Regions from separate parts of the Homo sapiens genome. Here regions 2, 3, 4, 5 and 6 are each linked to region 1. A link is a contact called in ENCODE Hi-C or POLR2A ChIA-PET data. All regions are on one chromosome and are shown on one strand. Each heading gives the region's core, a stretch centred on a gene start or an enhancer-like site at or near the end of the contact. The rest is flanking DNA. Distances are from core to core; before and after follow the strand shown. Region 1 holds the start of CECR2 (CECR2 histone acetyl-lysine reader). Region 2 holds the start of TMEM121B (transmembrane protein 121B). Region 3 overlaps ATP6V1E1 (ATPase H+ transporting V1 subunit E1). Region 4 holds the start of HDHD5-AS1 (HDHD5 antisense RNA 1). Region 5 holds the start of SLC25A18 (solute carrier family 25 member 18). Region 6 holds the start of ADA2 (adenosine deaminase 2).

Region 1 (3,686 bases), core at 308-2,807:
CAAAAGAGTGGCTCTAATTTTGATTACTGCGTCGGCGAACCCATCCGCAGAACAGAAAACAAAAACTGACCAACGCAGTTGCCATTCACCTTTGTCCAAAGGCAAAAGGTGAAAAGTCACGACACATATTGCCATAGAAGAGAAGGCAATTCAACCTGCCAACCAATCGACTAATTCTCAGCTCCTTCCAAAAATAAAAATAAAAATAGGAGAAAGGGGGCTGCCGCTGGGCTGGCCGATGCCTGGCCGCCGAGTGCGCCGCGCTCCGCAAGCTCCCGCCACCCGCCGCGCTCCAGGACCCTCGGGTTTCGGCCCAGTTATCACAAAGCCCCGGGCTGGAAAACACCTCCGGCCTGGCCAGAATGGCCAGCCCGTCCTCCGCGCTCGCCCGGGGGGATAATGGTGGCGAGATCAACTCCAAGGGCTCCCGAGCCCCGCGATAAAGAGGCTGGATATTACGGGAGGAAGGACGCTGTGGAAGAATAACGGAGTCCCAAACTTTCCTTCCACACCTCCAGAGCCCCGCGCCCAGGCCCGGTCCCCACCGGCCCGAAGTTGGCCGGAGCGCCTCCCGGGAGCTTGGGGCCTCCGGGAGCCCCTGCCACGCGCCCGCCCGCCAGAGCGGGGCTAGCCCTCCCCGCCGGCCGCGGCCGACTCCCGCCCCGGTCCGAGTTAATCCCGCGCGGGCCCCCCCCCCGCGCCCGGCCCCGCCGGAGCAGCTGGCTCGCGCCTCAATGGCACCGGGCGGCGAGCGCGCGCAGCCCTCGCGCCCACACCCAGCCCCAGCCCACCGGAGAAGTCCCGGGAGGGTCGCCGGGTCCCGCTCCCGCTCCCTCTCCCACAAAAGCACGGGCCCGCCCCGCCCTCGCGGTGCCTGCTCCTCCACCCCAGGATCCGGCGTCCCCGGCCCGACGCCCCTCGGCACCCGGGCACAGCCCGGCGGCCCCCGCCCGCCCTCCTGCCCTTTTGCGCCCTCCTCCTGGCCCCCGACTCCCGGCCGAAGTCCCTCGGGCCCCGGCCCCTCTGCGCGACGGCCCGGGACACCCCGCGCGGGGCAGGGGGAGCAGGGGGCGCAGCGCGCCGCCTCCCGCCCGCGCGGCCACTCACCTCGATCTCGAAGTCGGGCAGGCGGAACGCGGTGCGAAAGAGCGAGCAGAAGTGCGCGATGGCCGGGACCTCCCACCAGGAGCGGAGCTCGCCCAGCCCGGCCGCGCCGCCCTCCTCTGGGCACATCTCCCCGCTGCGGCACAGGCGGCGGCCCCTCGCTGCCCGCGCTCTGCCCGCCGACCTGGGACTCCCGCCGCGGCAGCGCCGCAGCCTCCGCGCGGTCCTCGGCGGGGGCGGCGGGGCGCTCCTCCCGCTGCTGCCGCCGCTCGGCGAGTGCAGGAGCCGAGGGCGGGCGCCGGGCGGGGGGCGGCGGCGCGGGGGCCCGAACTACTGAGGCGGCTGCGGCTGCGGCTGCCCGCGGGGTCCGCGCGCTCGCCCCATCCCGCGGCTGCGGCGGCGGCCGCCCCCAGTCCCCTACAATATAATCGAGTCCCCGCCGGAGAAACAGATGGGGCTAGGGGCGGAGGGGCCGGACGCGGGGCCTGGGGGAGGGGCCGCCCACGAGGAGGGGGCGGGGCTGCCCGCGCCACAACAACAACCCCCGCCCCCGCCCCACCCCCGCCCGGACAGCTGCACCGCCAGGGAGGGGGAGGGGCGGGGCGCGCGCCCCCGGGCCCAGATCCGCAGGACCCAGGGGGCGCGGGCCGCACCCCCGAGAACTCTCACGAGGCGCCCTCCGCCCTCCAGGACTTTGGGACTGGGGAGTTGAAGCACTTTCCCAAGGGAGGACGGCCAGGAGCTCTCCCACCCCCACTTGGCCTGAGTGGTCGCGTCCTTTTAAAGGGCCCGCGGGGTGGTCCTTTCGGTCGGGCTAGAGACAGAAACGTGCACGTGTGGGAGTTCAGTTATTATTGATGCCGAGGGCAGAGCCGGAGCAGGAGCGGGCTGTCCACCCTAGAAATATGAAGCCTAGAGAAGTGAAGTGCTTTCCACCTGTTTCTTAACGCTTTTATTCCAGCCGAGAACGGCGCCCAAGGAGCTCTGAAGTGGCTTTTTTCTCCGAGGGAAGAAGGCGGTGGGGCTGATTGAGCTGGAACGAAGTAGGATGGAGGCTGGAGAGCGGCGGGAAGGGTGGGGTAGGGGGAGGCACCAATCAGCAGCCAAGCGGGAAGAGCGATCCCCAACCCCAGGGAATGGACACGTGTGACCGCCCCGGAGAAGACGGGCTCGGAACCCTGCTACTGCCCGGCCGCTGAAAGAGCTGCCTGGAAGAGTGAGCACAATGTGCTTGGAAGGCGGGGGGATGGGGCAGAGGAGATCGGGAAGCCGGGGACTGTGCTCGGAGGGGAGGAGACCCCCACGCCCCGGCGGAGGGATTGAATGTGCTACGGCCGAAGGGTGTTGGAGTGTGTGCTTTAGAAATGCTAACTGCTGTAGCGCGGTGGAGTACTGCTAAATCCTAAGAAAAAAAATCACCCCAGAAACAGGCTAGAAGTTTGGAAAAACTCCATTGAATGCTCAGATATTTGTATTGGTCGTCGCACTTGCATCCTGCTGGTCTCAGAGGGCCGCCTCTGAGTTCGGTGGTCCACCTTTCAGATAGGAAACACTGCTCCTGGTGCGTCCCCCAAATTAATCAACTATTTATTGAGTGACAGGCACAATCACAAAGTGTACAAGGGTTAAACTCAAAGATCCTCTTCTACCTTTAAGTAGTGTACAATCTGGAGATAATTTATATGATAGATTTTGGAATGGGCTGTCTGGATAATTACCCCTCCACTCTCCCTCACTTTATTATGATAATAACTTGTTGTATTTTTTAAGGCAGCATTCAGAAACATAATTTTAAATGGTTAGAGTATATTCACGTGCATCTTCTGTGAATCTAGTAATCTCAAAATACATCATCTTCTAACAAGGGTCTCCTCCGCCCCCCACCACTCTCTCCTGGCACAGAAAAACAACCCAAAGTTCTGCTCTTTCATTCCCTGGAACTATTTGATGATTTAAAGTGCATCCTCAAATTCTACCATGCTTTTTATTTAATGTTTGGCAAAAATGAGCTCACATGTGACTGCTCCCAAAAAGCCAAGCCTACGTTTGTGTGTGTTGGTGAAGCACAGCTACCCCGTGAGTATTGCATTAGCAAGGGAGATGGGAGAGGGACACAGGCCACCCCGGAATTGTCACGTAACCTGAACGAGGTGCTTTCTGGACTTGCTTCTCCGTCTTTTATTTCCTCACAGTTTGACTTTGCACACTTTTTCCTCTGTGTGAGTTGGCCGGGCGCGGTGGCTTACGCCTGTAATCCCAGCACTTTGGGAGGCCGAGGCGGGTGGTTCACCTTAGGTCAGGAGTTCGAGACCAGCCTGGCCAACATTGTGAAACCTCGTCTCTACTAAAAATACATAAAATTAGATGGGTGTGGTGGCAGGCGCCCGTAGTCCCAGCTACTCGGGAGACTGAGGCAGGAGAATCGCCTGAACTCGGGAGGCAGAGATTGCAATGAGCCGAGATCTCGCCATTGCACTCCAGCCTGAGCAGTAAGAGTGAGACTCCGTCTCAAAAAATAAAAATTAAAAAAAAAAAGTGTTACTGCGTTTCCCTGCCTTTATCTTTTGTCATCGTTTAAGCTT
Region 2 (3,686 bases), core at 384-2,883, 250 kb after region 1:
TCAGGTGATCCGCCCGCCTCGGCCTCCCAAAGTGCTGGGATTACAGGCGTGAGCCACCGCGCCCGGCTGGGGTGGGGTCCTGTTTACAGATCAACATTCTGAGGTGAAATATTCAGGCTAAGACCACAAAGGTGTTAAGTGGCACAGGTGGGATGGCGGCCCCAGAGCTCCTGCCCTCACCACCATGCCAGCTTTCCAAAAGTGGTGTGTGTGGGGGAGGTGGAGATGGTGCAGGTTCTAAATTGTATATTTACCAGGGATTGGCTGTGCAGACTGACCTCCACGGAACTGGAAAAGGCAGGTTTGGCTGAAACGGACTCTTATTTAAGAGGCAGATTTAGGGGCGAGGCCTGACTAACCCCTGCGGCTCCACTGCATACAGCTCCCTCACACTGCATGGTGTTATCACGCTGCAAGCTGTTACCTAGGGGAGATGAGCCCGCAGCAGCAGCTTCAAAGGTCATGAAATCAGGGAGCCCACAGGCCCCACAAGGGTGCAGAGGCCAATAGGGCAGGCAAGCTTTCTGCCTTGTTTTCATGGGGCTGGGAATGGGATGTTTCCATTATTGGTGAACCTCAGATTGTTTTTGAGCCCCAACTGCTCTAGTCATTTCCTTCTCCCTTAAACCCCTAAAGGCAGCACTCTACCTTCTGCCTTCCAGAGTTGCTGCATCGACATCCATCCCCAGCCTTGGATGAGTCCTGGGGTGAGCTGGTGTGCTCTCTCCTGAGACTGTCTACGCAGGGCCACTGACTGCATTCCTTCCTTGGTGTCTCTGTCTACTGTGGTGGGCTGTAACCCTCACCATCATCCCTTTGGAGCCTTTGTTTTCATCCAGGTGCCCACACCTCTAAATGCCCCTTTATTTTACTCTCTGCTAGACACATCTTCCTATTACGTCCCATTCTGCTTTAAAAACCTTTGAGAAGCCCGCTGGGCGGATGCCACTTGCCCAATCTCGTTCCCTCGTCTCTCCTCCCAGGCAGGTGTTTTCAGGGAACTTCTCCATCCGCTGGAATCGGGTCGTCCCTGAGATGGCTCGCGACCCCAGGGCTGGGTACATGGATATTTAGGACTATAGGTCTGGGGCTGCTGCCCGAGCCCTTTTTGCCAACATGGCCTGACTCCTCCACTGGTTTTTAGTGCCTTAGGGAGAGGCGGATGGCCCCATGGGAAGGGCGCTGGACGGAGGGTGGAGGCGAAGCTGCCCACTGCCTGCCTCAGAGCTGAGAAGGCCAGGTGCAAAGCCCGCCCTGTAGCTTGAGCCCATCGCTTGGGGGCACCGAAGCCATCTAGGTACTAACGCCCTGCGGTACAGCCGGTGGGATTCCCAGCGACTTCCTTAGGAGTCCGCGCTCCATGGGAGTCCCCCCGCACCGGGTCGCCTCGCCCTGGCGGCTGCCCGCGCCTCCTCCCGCTTCCTCCAGGCCACAGGGCTCCCGACCCGACTGTGACGCACTGCACCCCCGCCCCTTCTCTTCCCGTTGATCCAGCGCGCCGCGCTTTCTCCTCCTCTGGTCTCGCTGCTTCCTCTCCCCCTCGAATCCAGTCCTGGTTTCCCCGCCGCCAGCCTCCCTCCCTCCCGGCGGGACTCGCTCCCCGCCCCGCCCCGCCCCGCCCCCGCCTCGCCTGTCTTCACCGCGGTCCGCTCGGTTCACCGCCTGCCCCCTCTCCCTGCCGCCCGGCCCGGCTCGCCCAGTCCAGTGGCTCCAGTCCGGATCTCGCCGCCGCCCGGCCCAGGTGCGAGTCCCCACTGCTGGGGAGGCGGCGGGCCCCGGCTCCCCTCGGCCGCCTAGCCCGCCTCGCCCGCCCGGGGTTGGCGGGGAGGGAACAGCTGGGCGGCCCCAGAGCCCCTCGGAGGACAATGCGCCCGGCGCTCGGCCACCCTCGCTCGGTCTCCTCCGCGTCCGGTTCCTTCCCGCCGCCCCCGGCAGCCGCCCGGCTGCAGCCCCTCTTCCTCCGCGGGGGCTCCTTCCGCGGCCGGAGAGGCTCCGGCGACAGCAGCACCAGCACCAGCACCAGCCGCGGGGGAGGCGGCGGCAGACGCGGCGGGGGCGGCGGCTCCCCGAGCAGCAGCACGGGCGCCGAGCGCGAGGACGACGACGAGAGCCTCAGCGTCAGCAAGCCGCTGGTGCCCAACGCCGCGCTCCTGGGGCCGCCGGCTCAGGTGGGCGCCCCCGCCGGCCCCGCGCCTGTCGCCTTCTCCTCCTCAGCGGCCACCTCCTCCTCCACCTCCACGCCCACCTCCTCCTGCAGCATGACAGCCGCGGACTTCGGCGGGGGCGCCGCGGCCGGGGCCGTCGGGGGCCCCGGGAGCCGCTCGGCGGGGGGCGCGGGCGGCACCGGGACCGGCAGCGGCGCCTCCTGCTGCCCGTGTTGCTGCTGCTGCGGCTGCCCAGACCGCCCCGGCCGCAGAGGTCGGCGCCGCGGCTGCGCCCCCAGTCCCAGGTGCCGCTGGGGCTACCAGGCGCTGTCCGTGGTGCTGCTGCTGGCGCAGGGCGGCCTGCTGGACCTGTACCTCATCGCCGTCACCGACCTGTACTGGTGCTCCTGGATCGCCACTGACCTGGTGGTGGTGGTGGGCTGGGCCATCTTCTTCGCCAAGAACAGCCGGGGCCGTCGGGGCGGCGCAGCCAGCGGCGCGCACAACCACCACCTGCACCACCACCACGCCGCGCCGCCCCTGCATCTGCCCGCCCCCTCGGCCGCTACCGCTGGGGCCAAGGCACGCGGAGCCCGCGGGGGCGCCGGCGGCGCGGGGGGCGGCCTGGGGGCGGCCGCGGCAGCGGGCGAGTTCGCCTTCGCCTACCTGGCCTGGCTTATCTACTCCATCGCCTTCACTCCCAAGGTGGTGCTGATCCTGGGCACGTCCATCCTAGACCTCATCGAGCTACGCGCGCCCTTCGGCACCACGGGCTTCCGTCTCACCATGGCGCTGTCGGTGCCCCTGCTCTACAGCTTGGTGCGGGCCATCAGCGAGGCGGGCGCGCCCCCGGGATCGGCAGGACCCCTGCTGCTGCAGCCCCAGCGGCACCGCGCGGCCGGATGCTTCCTGGGCACGTGCTTGGACCTGCTCGACAGCTTCACGCTGGTGGAGCTGATGCTGGAGGGCCGCGTGCCGCTGCCCGCGCACCTGCGCTACCTGCTTATCGCCGTCTACTTCCTCACCCTCGCCTCGCCGGTGCTCTGGCTCTACGAGCTCAACGCCGCGGCCGCAGCGGCTGCATCCTGGGGCCAGGCCTCCGGGCCTGGCAGCTGCAGCCGCCTTCTGCGCCTGCTGGGCGGCTGCCTGGTGGACGTGCCCTTGCTGGCGCTGCGCTGCCTCCTGGTGGTCAGCTACCAGCAGCCCCTCTCCATCTTCATGCTCAAGAACCTCTTCTTCCTCGGCTGCCGGGGCCTGGAGGCCCTGGAGGGCTGCTGGGACCGGGGCAATCGGGCCTCCCCGAGTCGGGCCAGAGGGGGCTACGGTGCTCCGCCCTCCGCCCCTCCACCACCTCCGCCACCACCTCAGGGAGGCTCCCAGCTGGGCCACTGCATCTCGGAGAACGAGGGGGGTGCTCATGGCTATGTCAACACCCTGGCTGTGGCCTCTCAGAATTGAGGGTGAAGGGCACGGGTCCTTGTTTTTGGGTTGAGAGTCCCCAACCCCCTTGTCTTCTACCTTCTGTCACCTAGATTTGATCAG
Region 3 (3,686 bases), core at 407-2,906, 230 kb before region 1:
ATCATACCAGCCCACCCTCTGCTCACAGTCGAGTCCTGCCGGAGCTAGAATCCAGGCCCTCGCCACAGTTCATTGCCTCGGGATCTGCCCTTGAGCCCTGAACACCTCCTACTATGCTCCACCTCCCAACACTGCCACATTGAGAATCAAATTTCACCATTAGTTTCTGAGGGAACAGACTCAAACCATAGTAGTGAGCCCTGATTCCCTTATCTGTAAATTGACGTATTAGCACTAACCTCATAGCATTTTTTATCTTATTTATTTATTTATTTATTTTTTGAGACAGAGTCTCACTCTCACCCAGGCTGGAGTGCAGTGGCACGACCTCGGCTCACTGCAAGCTCCACCTCCCAGGTTCACACCATTCTCCTGCCTTAGCCTCCCGATTAGCTGGGACTACAGGCACCCGCCACCATGCCTCGCTAATTTTTTTTGTATTTTTAGTAGAGACGGGGTTTCACCTTGTTAGCCAGGATTGTCTCAATCTCCTGATGTCGTGATCTGCCCACCTCGGCCTCTCAAAGAGCTGGGATTACAGGCGTGAGCCACCGCACCCAGCCTCTTTTTTTGTTGTTGTTGTTGTATTTTGAGTAAGGGTCTCTTTCTGTCACCCAAGCTGGAGTGCAGTGGTGTGATCTCGGCTTGCTGCAACCTCTGCCTCCTGGGTTCAAGCAATTCTCCTGCCTCAGTCTCTCAAGTAGCTGGGACTACAGGCACGCCCCACCATGCCCAGCTAATTTTTGTATTTTTAGTGGAGACAGGCTTTCGCCATGTTGGCCAGGCTGGCCTCAAACTTGAGTTTGGGAGCACCTCGGCCTCCCAAAGTGCTGGGATTACAGGGGTGAGCTACCACGCCCGGCCAGCAGTGGCATCTTTTATCAGACACACATGCAGTCGTGATAGGGCCTCATCAGTAATGAGCAGGATTGGGCTTAAGAAAACATTCAGATGAGGATTGAGTGATTTGCAAACTGAGATGAAATCCTCTCTTTTTCATTTTGTTGGGGAGGGCTGGCTGTGATAATTAAAACAGGTTTTGTAACATAAAATCAAATTGACACAGGCTGGGCGCGGTGACTCACTCCTGTAATCCCAACACTTGTGGAGGCAGAGGTGGGCGGATCACCTGAGGTCAGGAGTTCAAGACCAGCCTGGCCAACATGGTGAAACCCCGTCTCTACAACAATACAAAAATTAGCCAGGCGTGATGGCAGGTGCCTGTAATCCCAGCTACTGGGGAGGCTGACGCAGGAGAATTGCTTGAACTCGGGAGGCAGAGGTTGCAGTGAGCCAAGATCGCACCATTGCACTCCTGCCTGGGCAACAGAGCGAGTCTCAAAAAAAACAAAACAAATTGACACATAGTGTCACTTGGTAAATGACAGTTATTGAGATGAATACAGTCAGTTCTCTGTATCTTTGGGGTCCACACCTGTGAATTCAACCAACTTTTTCTTTTCACTCCCTAAACACTACGGTATAACAACCATTTACATCGTATTAGCTATTTTAAGTGCTGTAGACATGATTTGCAATATAGGGGAGGATGTGTGATGGTTGTATGCAAATACTACGCTGTTTCATATAATGGACATCTAGGCGGGGACTGGGGTTTCCTGAAACCAACTGTGCGTTACATCTTCAGAAGCTTTTTCAGTTCCTTTCAAGCCTGTTGCTTAGGTTGCGCAGTCTACACACCAAGACAAGGGCATTCCTCTGCGGGAGTAAAGGGTACCATGTATCTTTCTCAAGTCTTTGAAAATGATTATTTCCTGTGCTTTTTTTTTTGCAGAGCTGGTGGAGTTGAGATCTATAATGGAGATCGTAAAATAAAGGTTTCCAACACCCTGGAAAGCCGGCTGGATCTCATAGCCCAGCAGGTGAGTGTGGGGGTACTTCTTGGTAGTTGGTCTGCTGTTACTTTGAAGTGGGACAGAGAACACGTGTCCATTCACTGGTATTTGGGATTTGTTGCTGTCTTTCCAGTTTTGGACATTTTCTCAAAAAGAATGAGAATTGGGCATGTAGTAGCATTTGCTGAGGTGGTAACATTTACATGAGGGTGAATTTGGGGTCAGAACAAGTGTTTTGTTGACCTAGGATTCGAATATGTACATTTTACTACATGTAAGGTGCTGACAAGTTCTTTCTCTAACAGGAGTGATGGGAACTAAAGCAAATACTTGTGTTTTTTTGTTTTGTTTTGCTTTTTTGAGATGGAGTTTCACTCTTTTTTGCGCAGGCTGGAGTGCAGTCTTGGCTCACTGCAACTTCCACCTCCCAGGTTCAAGCGATTCTCCTGCTTCAGCCTCCCGAGTAGCTGGGATTACAGGCACCTGCCACCACACCCGGCTAATTTTGTATTTTTAGTAGAGACGGGGTTTCACCATGTTGGCCAGGCTGTTATCAAATTCCTGACCTCAGGTGATCCACCCGCCTTGGCCTCCCAAAGTGCTGGGATTACAGGTGTGAGCCACCGTGCTCAGACACAAATACTTATTTAAAGGAATTATCATAAAGCTGCTGGCTTTTCAGATGTTTCCAGATTTGTACACAGGAACTCTAGGAAACAAGCCAGGAAAATTCCATTTGTTCTAAAATGCTGGGCATCTTCTAGACTTCTAGTGGGAGTCTATTGCTGTGGCTGCCAACCTAGTTATTCCCTGACCTAGATATGCAGTTTACTGTTTATGCAGATACTTGTCTTATAACTAAAGCACTTTCACCTTGATTTTTTCATATTCTGGTAACTTAAACCTCAGAACATTGTTTCCTAGTAGCCACTGTCCCATCCAGTATCATAGCCACTACTCACTTACGGATATTTAATTAAACCGAAAAATTCAGTTTCTCAGCACACAATAACCATCTGTAGCTAGGACTGCCCTGTTGGACAGCCGAGCCTTGGAAGTCCAGGGTTAAGTTCTCCTAAGGATTCATCAGTGGCTGTAGCAAGTGCTTCCAGCCTAAGCTGGCATTGGAAGTGTTCTTTGCAGCTGCTGTGGCCATAGTAGGCACTCAGTAAATGTTTGTTGAAGAAAGAGTGTAGGTGACCCAGCATATTGTGGTGAGATGATTATGATGAGTTAAGTCTGAGATAGTAGTGACTTTAGGTTTTTTTTTGTTTTGTTTTTTTTTAATGTGTCCCTTTTGTAAGCAGTCTGAACCCCAGATTTGGGATGAGTTAAGTTTCTCACCAAGGAATGTGTTACTTGCTTCAGGGAAGGAGAGGGTGGCTTTGATGTGCGTGGCTTTGTGAGTCCTTCCCAGCCACATAGAGGTTCATGGCTTTCCACCTGTGGTTAAGATGTGCAGCACTCTGGCCAGGCTTGGTGGCTCACGCCTGTAATCCCAGCACTGTGGGAGGCCGAGGCGGGTGGATCACGAGGTCAGGAGATCGAGACCATCCCGGCTAACATGGTGAAACCCCGTCTCTACTAAAAATACAAAAAAATTAGCCAGGCATGGTGGCAAGCACCTGTAGTCCCATCTACTTGGGAGGCTGAGGCAGGAGAATGGCGTGAGCTTGCAATGAGCGGAGATGCGCCACTGCACTCCAGCCTGGGCGACAGAGCGAGACTCCGTCTCAAAAAAAAAAAAAAAAAAAAGATGTGCAGCGCTCTACAACTTCTTCAGCTGACATTGCGTATTTATTACACTTTCTCTCCACAGATGATGCCAGA
Region 4 (3,686 bases), core at 327-2,826, 210 kb after region 1:
GAGGAGCCGATTGTCAAAAAAAACTGTGGGCATGTTTAAAAGCCATCATACCAAGAAATTTCTAATGACTAAATCAGTTTCTAGGTAGTTTAATAGAAGGAAGGGATTAGGAACATTGCAATCCTAGAGAGCTATGTCCCCTGGCAGGGTTTAAGTGTCGGGCTATTGTGAGTTTGACTGACTTGAATTAGTCTTCCAAATTCTGATTAGCTGTAGTTGAACTGAATTAAGATCTTGCCCTTCAAAGCTGAGGACCAAAGGACACCGCTAACTACTTCTTCATTTTATTATTATTATTATTATTTTTTTTTTTTTCAAGACGGAGTCTCACTCCGTCACCCAGGCTGGAGTGCATTGGCGCAATCTCGGCTCACTGCAACTTCTGCTGCCTGGGTTCAAGCGATTCTCCTGCCTCAGCCTCCCGAGTAGCTGGGACTTGAGGCGCCTGCCACCGCGCCTGGCTAATTTTTGCAGTTTTCAGCAGAGACGGGGTTTCACCATCTTGGCTAGGTGGTCTTGAACCCCTGACCTCCTGATCCACTCGCCTCAGTCTCCCAAAGTGCTGGGATTACAGGTGTGAGCCACCGCACCCGGCCCTATTTTATTATTTTTAAAATAGAGAAGGGGTCTCCCTATGTTGCCCAGGCTGGTCTGGAACTCCTGGACTCAAGTTTTCCTCCCACCTTGACCTTCCAAAGTTCTGGGATTACAGGGGTGAGCCACCGCACCCTGGCCTGCTAATGTGTGAGCTAGTGCAGTCTCTGTCCATATCCTCGACTCCCTCTCTGCTAGTGCTAAGTACATTGTAGGGTCCCGCGTTTTTAGCATAGCTATACCTATGAATGGGCCAAAGAATCTGAGGGCATCCTACACATTTCAAACGGTGGGAATGGAGACCTCTTTCCTCCAGCAGAATCTCCCCTCATGACCGGGGGACTACCAGATCCAGCTCTGCTAAGGGCCTCCACGGACGGAGTCGGCTACCTCTCCACTTTCAGTGACCGAAATCCATTCTTTGTTCATTCACCCTTGTGTCTACTCCGGGAAACGCGCAGCGGACACAGTCGTGTTCCCTAAGTGTTTGCTGACTTAGTCATCTGGCCCTCTCTGGAGTAGTCATTTTGTACCTTGTACTACATTCGTGCCTCTACCTCTCCGCAGTGCGCGCGGGGGCGGACTCACGTGCGCAGTCTCCCTATGCGCTGGGAGGGCGTCAGCAGGTTTACAGAAACAATGAAAGACTTAACAATTGGCGCGCGACGAGCGTCCCTTGACTGGCAGGGGCCCAGAGGACCTGAACATCACTAAGGGTCTGCCCCAGCGGCCCGGCCCTGAAGTCAAGGTTGAGACCCCCGGCCCAGACAGTCCGCGAAGCTGAGGGAGGCCGGCCTGGGGCCTGCCGCGCAATGTTACCGGGATCCGCAGGCACAGGGCGATAGTACGGACGCCGCCGCCCAGGCCGTGCCCATTGTGCGCCGCGGCCAGCTCACCGCGATCTCGGTCTAGGAGGCGGCGGGACCCCGCACTTCTTCCTTGCAACGGAGCCCCTTTGGCCTGCGGGTCGAGTTCCATAGGCGCCCGACGGGCTCCGCGCGCTTACAGGACTACAACTCCCGTGATGCCGCGCGCGCCGACCGCTGATTGGCTGTGCAGCGGACGGACTCGCGGGGGGGGGGGGCCGCACGCCGTGCACGTGCGCACGGCGACGGCCGGATGGCTGCGTGGGGCTGTGTGGCTGCGCTCGGCGCGGCGCGTGGGCTTTGCTGGCGGGCGGCGCGCGCGGCTGCGGGGCTCCAGGGCCGCCCCGCCCGCAGGTGCTATGCTGTGGGCCCCGCTCAGGTGAGGACGTCCGGGTTCTGGCCGAGCCACTCGCCACTCAGGGCCGGAGGCGGGGCGGGGAGCCGCGGGGAAGGAGGGGCGGCCGGGCTGGTATCCCAGCCTCCTGGGAACTGCCTGGACCGTCGTCGCGCCCGAGTGCATCGCGTTCTTGCTGGAGGGCGGATGCGCCCTGCCTTCCTCTGACTCGCTGGCGGCCTCGGAAACGCTACTCCCGCGGGAGAGCGCTCGTGGGACGGCCTGGGCCAGGCTGCTTGTCAGCCCCTGCGCTTCCCGGCAGTTTCCGCGTCCCTGTTTTCCCTGCGCGTCTTCTGATTTCCACCATGAGGACGTTTGGGTCGTGATTTTCATCTGCATGTGGAGGAAACTGGGCCGCGCGCCGGGAGCCGCGCCTGCGGGTGCTCCGCCCCCAAGTGCCTGTGGGTTTGGTGCGGGCCTTGGGTTCAGTTCAGCTCGCTGTGACCTCGACTGAGCGCTGGAGGCTCCGCGGGCGGGAGCAGGAGGGCTGGAGCCGGCGCCTGCTGTGTGCCCGGCGCGGTAGTGATGTGTGAGCCTCCCCGCAACTTCTGAGAAGGTGTGACCTTGTGTGGTCAGGAAGCCGAAGCTTGACGAGTTTTCAAGTACGTTTTCTCAGGTCCTGCAGCTGGGAGACGGCACAGGACACTAAACCAGGTTGGTCAGATCCACGGCTCTCACGCTCCCTTGGGCCGTTTTGCCTTTTCTGGAAAAAGGAATCACTTTGTCTTCTAAACGCACAAGTAATATTTTACATTAACATACGGATTTCACAGTAATCCTTGCATTTTTTTTTTTTAGACGGCATCTCTGTCACCAGGTTGGAGTGCAGTGGCGCAATCTCTGCTCACTGCAACCTCCGCCTCCCGGGTTCAAGCGATTCTTCTGTCTCAGCCTCCCGAGTAGCTGGGATTACAGGCACCCGCCACCACATCCGGCTAATTTTTGTATTTTTAGTAGAGACAGGGTTTCACCATGTTGGCCAGGCTGGTCTCGAACTTTTGACCTCAGATGATCCTCACATCTTGGCCTCCCAGAGTGGTGAGATTACAGGCATGAGCCAGTGCACCCGGCCAAATTACTTGCATGAAAAAAACACATAGTGCTTACTTTGTGCCAGGCACTATTCTAAGTACTTCACAGTTATTCGTATAATCTTTATAACAACTCCGAGGAAAGTACTATTATTAGTCTTCCCATTTTATAGATGGAGCAGAGGCACAGAGAGGTTAAGCAGCTTACCCAAGGGCACACAGCTGGTAAGTGGCAGAATCTGGAACTCAGGTAGTCTGGTGCCAGAGTCTAAGCTCTTAACAGCTGTATTATTTTTATGATTTTTAAATATGGAGCAGCTAAGGTTCAAAGCAGCTGAGTGACTTGGCCAGTGTCACATAGCTAGACGTGACCAAGGTGGAAGTTTGAAATTAGAATATGTTGATAAAAGGACTTACAAACTGTCAGGATATAAATATAAGGAAATATCGCCCTTATTTATAACTGTTGTATTGGCTCTAGCATCTCTGCAGAGTCCCGAAATGTCTCCAAGTGACTCTTCCGGTAGAGCAGAAAAAGAAGAATGCAGGATGACAGAGTTTGAGCACGAGCTTTAGAATTGAATCCTGTGCAGTCTGTTAGCGGCTTCACTTAAGGCAATTTACATAGCTTTCCAAGCTCAGTTTCCCCATCTATGTAATGGATCTATTACTTGTAATCCCAGCTACTCGGGAGGCTGAGGCAGGAGAAGCCCTTGAACCTGGGAGGGAGGTTGCGGTGAGCGGAGATCGGGCCATTGCACTCCAGCCCGGGCAACAGATCCTGACTCTTATCAAAAAAAA
Region 5 (3,686 bases), core at 548-3,047, 190 kb before region 1:
CCTGGCCAACATGGCAAAACCCCGTCTCTACTAAAAAATACAAAAAATTAGCTGGGTATAGTGGCAGGCACCTGTAGTCCCAGCTACTCGGGAGGCTGAGGCAGGAGAATGGCGTGAACCCGGGGGGGCGGAGTTTACAGTGAACCGAGATTGTGCCACTGTACTCCAGCCTGGGTGACAGAGCAAGACTGTCTCAAAAACAAAACAAAACAAAACAAAACAAAAACAGAATGAGTCTGCACAGAGTGACAAATGAGGCTGCAGGCAGAAATAAGAGCATCCCGAGGGAGGGCTCCTGGGCTCAAGCGATCCACCCACCTCACCCTCCTGAGTAGCTGGGATCACAGGTGCACACCATCAACCTGGCTAATTAAAACAATTATTTTTTTGTAGAGGTGGGGCCTCATTATGTTGCCTGGGCCTGATTTTTTTTTTTTGGAGACAGAGTCTTGCTCTGTCCCCCAGGCTGGAGTGCACTGGCTCAATCTTGGCTCACTACAACGTCCATCTCCCAGGTTCAAGTGAGTTTCCTGCCTCAGCCTCCCGAGTAGCTGGGACTACCACACCTGCTACCACGCCTGGCTAATTTTTTGTATTTTTAGTATAGATGGGGTTTCACGTTAGCCAGGATGGTCTCCATCTCTTGACCTCGTGATCCGCCCGCCTTGGCCTCCCAAAGTGCTGGGATTACAGGTGTGAGCCACCGCGCCCCAGCCAACTTAAGTCCTTTCTAAAAATTTTTTTTACTTTATATAAACTGTTTGTATTCTTTTTTCTATGCTATGCCTCAGGTTTGAAGATGTTCAGCTCAGATTACCTGCATCTAAGGACCAAAATGTAAATGCCAGGGCCATTCTTCCAGGTCAGTTTGCATCAGAACCATGCAGGTTGCATCTGTTGCTAGTTACAAGAGAGAGCTAGGCCCTTCTTCAGTTTAAGGTCTTAGGCGGGATGCCAAAATCTGCATTTCCAGCAAGTTCCCAGATGATGGCCAGGCTACATTGTGAGAACATCACAATAGATCATGTGAGTGAGAATGATCAGGGCAGGCTGAGGTGGTGGGGAGAGGAACACCATCACTTCTCCCAAGCTGCAGTTTCTGCAGATCTACGCTGCCTTTGGGAAATGTTTAGCATCACACTGGACATAATTACTTGCGCTGCATTTTCTGAATTACACAGTCTTCGTCTTAGAGTGGAGCCAGGGCAAAAGAGGAATTCAAGCTGGAACAAGGAGTCCGAGAAGACGCGACTGCTGGACAGAACAAGCGATGAAGCCAGTCCCCAAACTGATGAGCCCGCAGCTCCATCCAAATTAAATGGGCTGAGAACACCAACACTCCACCCTCCCGGTACGATTGCATGGCAGGGAGGAACCAAAAATATTTTTCCTTCATCTGCTATCTCAGCTAAGCAGTACACTCTTTCTAGCACCTCACTAGAGTCCAGTTTTTCTGTATTCTGTATTCACAATACAGGTTTATTATGAACTCTGAGCAGATGAGGCTATTTTTCCCCCTTTTGGTTTCTTAGTAACTAGGCAAAGTACAAGGCTCACGGTGGGTATTTAATAAATACTTACTGACAACTTGCCTGCAAGCGAGTCGACGTTCATCTCAGTTGTTGAGGCACTCACGGGCCAGGCTTCACTCGACTCTTCTCACTGCCTACTCAGTTCCTTCTCAAAGCAAAGCCCGTGGATATATCCAAGGAACTGGCTTCATTGCTTTTAAAAATTCTGTCCAGCTTTAACTGGCTAGAATAGGGGTCCTCGTCCTTGTCATATGCTGTCCAGAATGAAGTCCAAATCCAGGATTCTGGGAGCATGTCATGCTTTCTCGAACCTGCAGGAGTCTCAAGGGCACCTGCATTGATATGCATGTCATGGCTGTAGAAGGGGGCTGGCATTGCAGCACACAATAGCCAAATCTGGGGATTTTCCAGATGCCTTCGCCTTCTTGGCTAGTATTTTTCACTGAAGGTTTTTTATAAAACTGCTTAAGGAAACTAGGGGAGTGAGCATTGCTAGCAGAAAGGGGACTAAAATAGATGCACAGAGGTCCCTTAAAAGTCCAAAGGAACACCACGAGGCCAGGGAAACATCTGCAGGGTCAATGCAGAGAAATCAACAGCAGTTGTGGGGGAGGACAGTGAAGGCAGCCACACAGCAGGCAGCTGCTGCTGGGTCACCCAGGGCTCTGCCGCGGCTCCATGAGCGCCCAGAAGGAAAGGTCCCATGATACCTCTTGCATAACAACTGCATGACATAGGCCGTTCACCTTCCAGGAAGATTCCAGGGTAAAGATCAGCCCCCAAATAGCCCGTCTGGATGGTTATTTTCTCAATTCCGTTGGTAGCACTCTCAGAGAACATAGAGTATAGCAAAATGGAGCCCACAAAGGGGCTGATTTATAAAACTTGCGTTGCCTTTCCTTCCAGTAACACGAATTGGTTTAGAGACAAGAGACATTAATCTTTAACAAGAGAAGCACCTATGGATGTCTCCAAATGTCAAAATAGAAAGTTGATCAGAACTTTTGAGACTAATCTACAGTAACAATGTATAGCTTCCTGTCTCCCTAAATCTTGCCCGAGTAGCTTTTATGCTCTTATTTTAAGAAGCTCACTGTGTAGGATTATCTGTGTAAGATATATTTACCCAGGATGCTTAACAAGCGTTAAACAGTAACAGTTCCAAAAATAGAGCCACATTTACACTGCCTACTGCACTGTTTTGAAACAGTTAACCAGTGGAAGATGCTAACTTTTGGTACATATATTTGTTGCTGGTTTTGGCCCGAAGAAGATAAATCTGGAAGCACTCTAAATGGCTAAGTTCCTTATAAAAAATAAAGGCCGGGCACAGTGGCTCACGCCTGTAATTCCTAGCACTTCGGGAGGCTGAGGCAGACAGATCACTTGAGCTCAGTTCTAGACCAGCCTGGGCAACATCGTGAGACAAAAAATTAGCTGGGTGTGGTGGGGTGCCCCTGTAGTCCCAGCTGCTTGGGAGGCTGTGGTGAGAGGACTGCTTGAGCCCGGGAGATTGAGGCTGCAGTGAGCTGAGACCATGCCACTGTACCTAGCCTGGGCAACAGAGTGAAACCCTGTCTCAAGAAAAATTAAAGCCTATCTTTTTTTTTTTTTTTCATGTTGTGAGAATTTAATAAGTCAATGAACATAAGGTGCTTAGAACCAAGCTTAGGGTATGGAAAACAGAGAATAGATGTTTCTTGTTATTCTTTTTTTTTTTTTAATTTATTTTTTTATTGATAATTCTTGGGTGTTTCTCACAGAGGGGGATTTGGCAGGGTCATGGGACAATAGTGGAGGGAAGGTCAGCAGATAAACAAGTGAACAAAGGTCTCTGGTTTTCCTAGGCAGAGGACCCTGCGGCCTTCCGCAGTGTTTGTGTCCCTGGGTACTTGAGATTAGGGAGTGGTGATGACACTTAACGAGCATGCTGCCTTCAAGCGTCTGTTTAACAAAGCACATCTTGCACCGCCCTTAATCCATTTAACCCTGAGTGGACACAGCACATGTTTCAGAGAGCACAGGGTTGGGGGTAAGGTCACCGATCAACAGGATCCCAAGGCAGAAGAATTTTTCTTAGTGCAGAACAAAATGAAAAGTCTCCCATGTCTACTTCTTTCTACACAGACACGGCAACCATCCGATTTCTCAATC
Region 6 (3,686 bases), core at 454-2,953, 150 kb after region 1:
AAAATCTCACTCTGTCATCCAGACTGGAGTGCAATGGTGCAATCTCAGCTCACTGCAACCTCCACCTCCAGGGTTCAAGCAATTCTCCTGCCTCAGCCTCCCAAGTAGCTGGGATTACAGGTGCGCACCACCACACCTAATTTTTGTATTTTAGTAGGGGCTGGTCTCGAACCCCTTCCATTGTGATCCACCTGCCTCGGCCTCCCAAAGTGCTGGGATTACAGGCATGCACCACTGAGCCCAGCCTAGTCTTGAACTCTTGATGAGGGAATCCCTGACCCCTCTGTGTTTTCACTTTGGGATTTCTTCCTGTTTATTAAATGAATGACCTTGGTACTTTTTGGAGAAAATGACAAAAAGGAGCATCAAGGCTCCAGATGTATGGGAGCTGCAGAACTGAAACTGCCGTGGGCTTTTGGGGGTAGATTTGGGGTCTTGGGGGTAGATTTGAGTGGGACTGGGGAGGAGTGGGGTGCAATCGAGTCTTTAGACCATGCATGTGACATGGAGGTCCCTGGTGTAGCCTCCCATGTCTGCATTTCTAATTGGCTTGGATGAGGCATCCCAATAGTTACTTCTAAGAATAGTCATGGCTAATATTTATCAAGAGCTTTCTATGTGGCAGGTACTTTGCATGTGTTTTTCCTTTAATTCTGACAATGGACCCTCTGTGGTGGGTGCTTTTATTATCCACATTTTCAGATGAGGAAACTGAAGTATAGAGAGTTGAAACAACTTGGTCGAGGCCCCACTGCTACAGTGCTAAGGCCAGCTACAAAGCGAGGTCTGACTCTGACCGTCCTGGGTACAGGAGCCTTGTCTGCTCCACTTGTCCCTTGGAGCGTTGTTCTTGCTGGTCCTCTTCACACCCCAGCTCTTGTCTCCTACCTCCTGCCCCCTCTACTGTCCTGTCCCCGCATCCCTGATTTCCCCCCTAAAACATATATTTTATTATAGCTACTTTTTACTCTCTGTCTAATGGGTTGCCCCACAGTCCACAATCACATTTTGAGGAAGGAGAACTTCCCAGAGTTCATGAACAGATTTTGGAGTGCCTCTTTGCGGTGCTTGTTTCCAAAACCAACATGCTGTGGACCTTTCAAAGACACAGTACACACAAACACACACACACCCTCCCTCCAACACAAATAAACCCACATGCGGCCGGGCATGGTGGCTCACGCCTGTAATTCCAGCACTTTGGGAGGCCGAGGTGGGCGGATCACCTGAGGTCAGGAGTTCGAGAGCAGCCTGACCAACATGGTGAAACCCCATTTCTACTAAAAATACAAAAAATCAGTGGGGCATGGTGGCGCACGCCTGCAATCCCAGCTACTCGGGAGGCTGAGGCAGGAGAACTGCTTGAACCCGGGAGGCGGAGGCTGCAGTGAGCTGAGATTGCGCCATTGCACTCCAGCTTGGGCAACAAGAGTGAAACTCTGTCTACAAAAAAAAAAAAAAAAAAAAAAAAACAAACCCCACATGCACATAAACCGAAACACACACGAACACACAAACACCCACATGAACATGCGCACAAGCCCCCCACATCAAACTCAGATGCACACAGCAAGCATGCATGTAAGCCACACACTTGCCACTCTGGCTGCCTCAGCACTGCAGAGCCCCTCTCCCCGGCCTCTAGTTGGATCCCTGGTGCACACTGGAGGGAAATAAAACCTACCCCAACAGGAAGTGAAACAGTTGGTGAGCTTTTCCGGTGCTCTGCACAGATGCTGGGGCGCTGAGCAAACAGCCCTCAGTTTCTGGAGCTGTTCCGAGGTAACTGGGGTCCTTTGGGAGCTGTGGGATGATGAGGTTCAGGAGGTAGCTGGGAAGTCCGGAGCTTGGGCTTGATCCACCTGCACCTCTCCCTGTCTCCATCTGAGCTGGGTCTGAGACTCTCAGTGGAGGAGTAACAGGCTTTCTCCCAACAGGCTTTTGAAAATGGGCCCAAGGGCATTTACTCAGGACCACAGATGCATGTGGCCTACTCCACTGTCACCAGGCTGGAGTGTGGTGGCACGATCTCGGCTCTCTGCAACTTCTGCCTCTCGAGTTCAAGCCATTCTTGTGCCTCAGCCTCCCTAATAGCTGTGATTACAGGCACCCACCACCACGCCCGGCTAATTTTTGTATTTTTAGTAGAGACGGGGTTTCACCGTGTTGGCCAGGCTGGTCTTGAACGACTGACGTCAGGTGATCTGCCTGCCTCGGCCTTCCAAAGGGCTGGGATCACAGGCAGAGCCACCACACCCAGCCTCCTTTCTTCTTAGTCTGGAAGCAAACTACTTTATGAAGTTTTCATGCATCCTCTTTTAAAAGTAAAAGGAAAATCTTGTGGAGGAGAGAAGATGAAGTAGATATAGCAATAAATTGTGAATAAGGATTGTTTTTACTAGTATTCAACCAGGCAGGTCTTGACCACCATTAGATAAACTTCTGTCTGGCAGCCTGGAAAAGTTCACAGTTGCTGGGACACAAATGCTTTTGGGGTCCTTCTTGGAGAGGATGGAGTTGAAGATTTGGGAGCTTGATGGCCTTTGTTATGTGTCACCAGGGAGACAGGGACAAGGGGCGGGGCTGTTGATGGAGAATGTGGCATGGGGTAGGTGGGATGGTGACATAGAAGTCACCGTGCTCCTGCCCTAGAGATTTTAGTAGCAGGCAAACACCGTGGTCAAAAAAGAGAGTCAAGGACTTAATGAAGTTAAAGGGGTTCTGCTGACGTCCAGCACTCTGATTTTGGGGGTACAGCTTCTGCCATAACTGCATATTGCTGATACTAGTTCCTTCTTAAAATTTTCTTTGCTATCTGATGTACTACAGAATAACTGAGCTGGGAAGAATCTTGGATATTAAAATGATTTAATGAGTAGCAAACTTTCCATTTTTGTCATATCCTTGCACCTCTATTTACTTAATATTTTTCTTTAACTTAAAAATTTTTCAACAAAAACAATAATAGTTACGATATCATGGGTTTGATGTGCTAATACATGTTTTAAAATTACCTATCTGTCAACATAACCCCTATCCATTTGTGAGCCACCTAAGATTGTATTTATGCCACTGATGATATTCATGCTGCACTTGGAAAACCACTGATCTTGTCCAAGTTACCTTTTTTGTAGGTGAGGACACTGAGATCTGGAGACGTTAGTGATTTGCCCAAGGTTGCACAGTTAGAATGATACTAATTTGAGGCTGTTCCTAAGGTCTCCTAATTTACAGTCTTGACATGTTCCAGTATGCTGTATCATACTTTCAAGTGTAGAGAAACAATCGTTTTATTTTCATTTTAAAAATTTTATTTACGTATTTATTTTTGAGACAGAGTCTTGCTCTGTCACCCAGGCTGGAGTGCAGTGGTGCAATCTAGGCTCACTGAAACCTCCGCCTCCCAGGTTCAAGAACTTCTCATGCCTCAGCCTCATGAATAGCTGGGACTACAGGTTCAATACACCACGCCTGGCTAATTTTTGTATTTTGGTTTTGCTATGTTGCCCAGGCTGGTATCGAACTCCTGGGCACCAGTGATCTGCCCACCTCAGCCTCCCAAAGTGCTGGGATTATAGGCATGAGCCACTGCCCCTTCTTAAATGTAATTCAAATAGATAACCCAGGTAAAGGAGCAGCATAGAGCCTTGTGTGAGGAGATGCTGAATACATTTCCTTCCTTCAGT

Evidence for each region. A loop is a pair of places that touch in the nucleus more often than their neighbours do. ChIA-PET counts read pairs that join two places held with the same protein, here RNA polymerase II (POLR2A). Pooled maps may share reads with other maps.
Region 2: a pooled map shows a loop between it and region 1 (2.3-fold over the local background). The contact joins the promoter of TMEM121B here to the promoter of CECR2 in region 1. A Hi-C loop is called at or near these places in 4 of 50 pooled maps. POLR2A ChIA-PET finds 5 or more read pairs at or near these places in 2 of 52 experiments (H1 and WTC11).
Region 3: a loop to region 1 is called in a pooled map, with 3 times the contacts of the local background. The contact joins the enhancer-like site here to the promoter of CECR2 in region 1. A Hi-C loop is called at or near these places in 1 of 168 maps with a recorded cell type or tissue (HepG2) and 1 of 50 pooled maps. POLR2A ChIA-PET finds 5 or more read pairs at or near these places in 1 of 52 experiments (B cell).
Region 4: a map of gastrocnemius medialis shows a loop between it and region 1 (3-fold over the local background). The contact joins the promoter of HDHD5-AS1 here to the promoter of CECR2 in region 1. A Hi-C loop is called at or near these places in 2 of 168 maps with a recorded cell type or tissue (gastrocnemius medialis and posterior cingulate gyrus) and 4 of 50 pooled maps. POLR2A ChIA-PET finds 5 or more read pairs at or near these places in 4 of 52 experiments (H1, OCI-LY7, WTC11 and 1 more).
Region 5: a map of gastrocnemius medialis shows a loop between it and region 1 (4-fold over the local background). The contact joins the promoter of SLC25A18 here to the promoter of CECR2 in region 1. A Hi-C loop is called at or near these places in 1 of 168 maps with a recorded cell type or tissue (gastrocnemius medialis) and 1 of 50 pooled maps. POLR2A ChIA-PET finds 5 or more read pairs at or near these places in 3 of 52 experiments (H1, RWPE1 and WTC11).
Region 6: a loop to region 1 is called in a map of B cell, with 9 times the contacts of the local background. The contact joins the promoter of ADA2 here to the promoter of CECR2 in region 1. A Hi-C loop is called at or near these places in 20 of 168 maps with a recorded cell type or tissue (A673, B cell, CD4-positive, alpha-beta T cell and 11 more), 23 of 37 single-sample maps with no recorded cell type and 18 of 50 pooled maps. POLR2A ChIA-PET finds 5 or more read pairs at or near these places in 10 of 52 experiments (B cell, CD4-positive, alpha-beta T cell, Caco-2 and 7 more).

Annotation. Positions count from the first base shown.
Region 1 is chr22:17,367,331-17,371,016 of GRCh38, reverse strand. CECR2 (CECR2 histone acetyl-lysine reader) reads right to left here and starts at 1,557. Exons shown (of 19, transcript NM_001290047.2): 1 at 1,108-1,557. The coding sequence starts at 1,233. RefSeq lists silencers at 1,120-1,219, 1,230-1,299.
Region 2 is chr22:17,119,307-17,122,992 of GRCh38, reverse strand. It overlaps TMEM121B (transmembrane protein 121B), which reads left to right and starts at 1,633. Exons shown (of 1, transcript NM_031890.4): 1 at 1,633-3,686. The coding sequence starts at 1,866. The coding sequence ends at 3,602. LINC01664 (long intergenic non-protein coding RNA 1664) reads right to left here and starts at 1,398. Exons shown (of 4, transcript NR_103793.1): 1 at 954-1,398. RefSeq lists an enhancer at 675-1,206 and a silencer at 1,792-1,921.
Region 3 is chr22:17,592,726-17,596,411 of GRCh38, reverse strand. ATP6V1E1 (ATPase H+ transporting V1 subunit E1) reads left to right here. Exons shown (of 9, transcript NM_001696.4): 8 at 1,796-1,883; 9 at 3,676-3,686. Among named protein-coding and RNA genes, the nearest start is that of SLC25A18, 31 kb to the right of the region's middle. Within about 2 kb of position 1,656, at least 4 of the 41 ENCODE cell types and tissues checked have a DNase peak (open chromatin) inside an H3K27ac peak, as active enhancers do; they include B cell, where a contact is called at or near this core.
Region 4 is chr22:17,157,279-17,160,964 of GRCh38, reverse strand. HDHD5-AS1 (HDHD5 antisense RNA 1) reads right to left here and starts at 1,576. Exons shown (of 2, transcript NR_024483.1): 1 at 1,128-1,576. It overlaps HDHD5 (haloacid dehalogenase like hydrolase domain containing 5), which reads left to right and starts at 1,688. Exons shown (of 8, transcript NM_033070.3): 1 at 1,688-1,839. The coding sequence starts at 1,714. RefSeq lists a silencer at 1,677-2,006.
Region 5 is chr22:17,561,609-17,565,294 of GRCh38, reverse strand. SLC25A18 (solute carrier family 25 member 18) reads right to left here and starts at 1,797. Exons shown (of 11, transcript NM_031481.3): 1 at 1,582-1,797. It overlaps LOC105372850 (a long non-coding RNA gene), which reads left to right. Exons shown (of 3, transcript XR_001755420.2): 2 at 792-1,026; 3 at 1,182-1,598. RefSeq lists a silencer at 1,732-2,026.
Region 6 is chr22:17,217,452-17,221,137 of GRCh38, reverse strand. It overlaps ADA2 (adenosine deaminase 2), which reads left to right and starts at 1,703. Exons shown (of 10, transcript NM_001282225.2): 1 at 1,703-1,782. RefSeq lists enhancers at 1,916-2,045, 2,056-2,125, 1,966-2,326.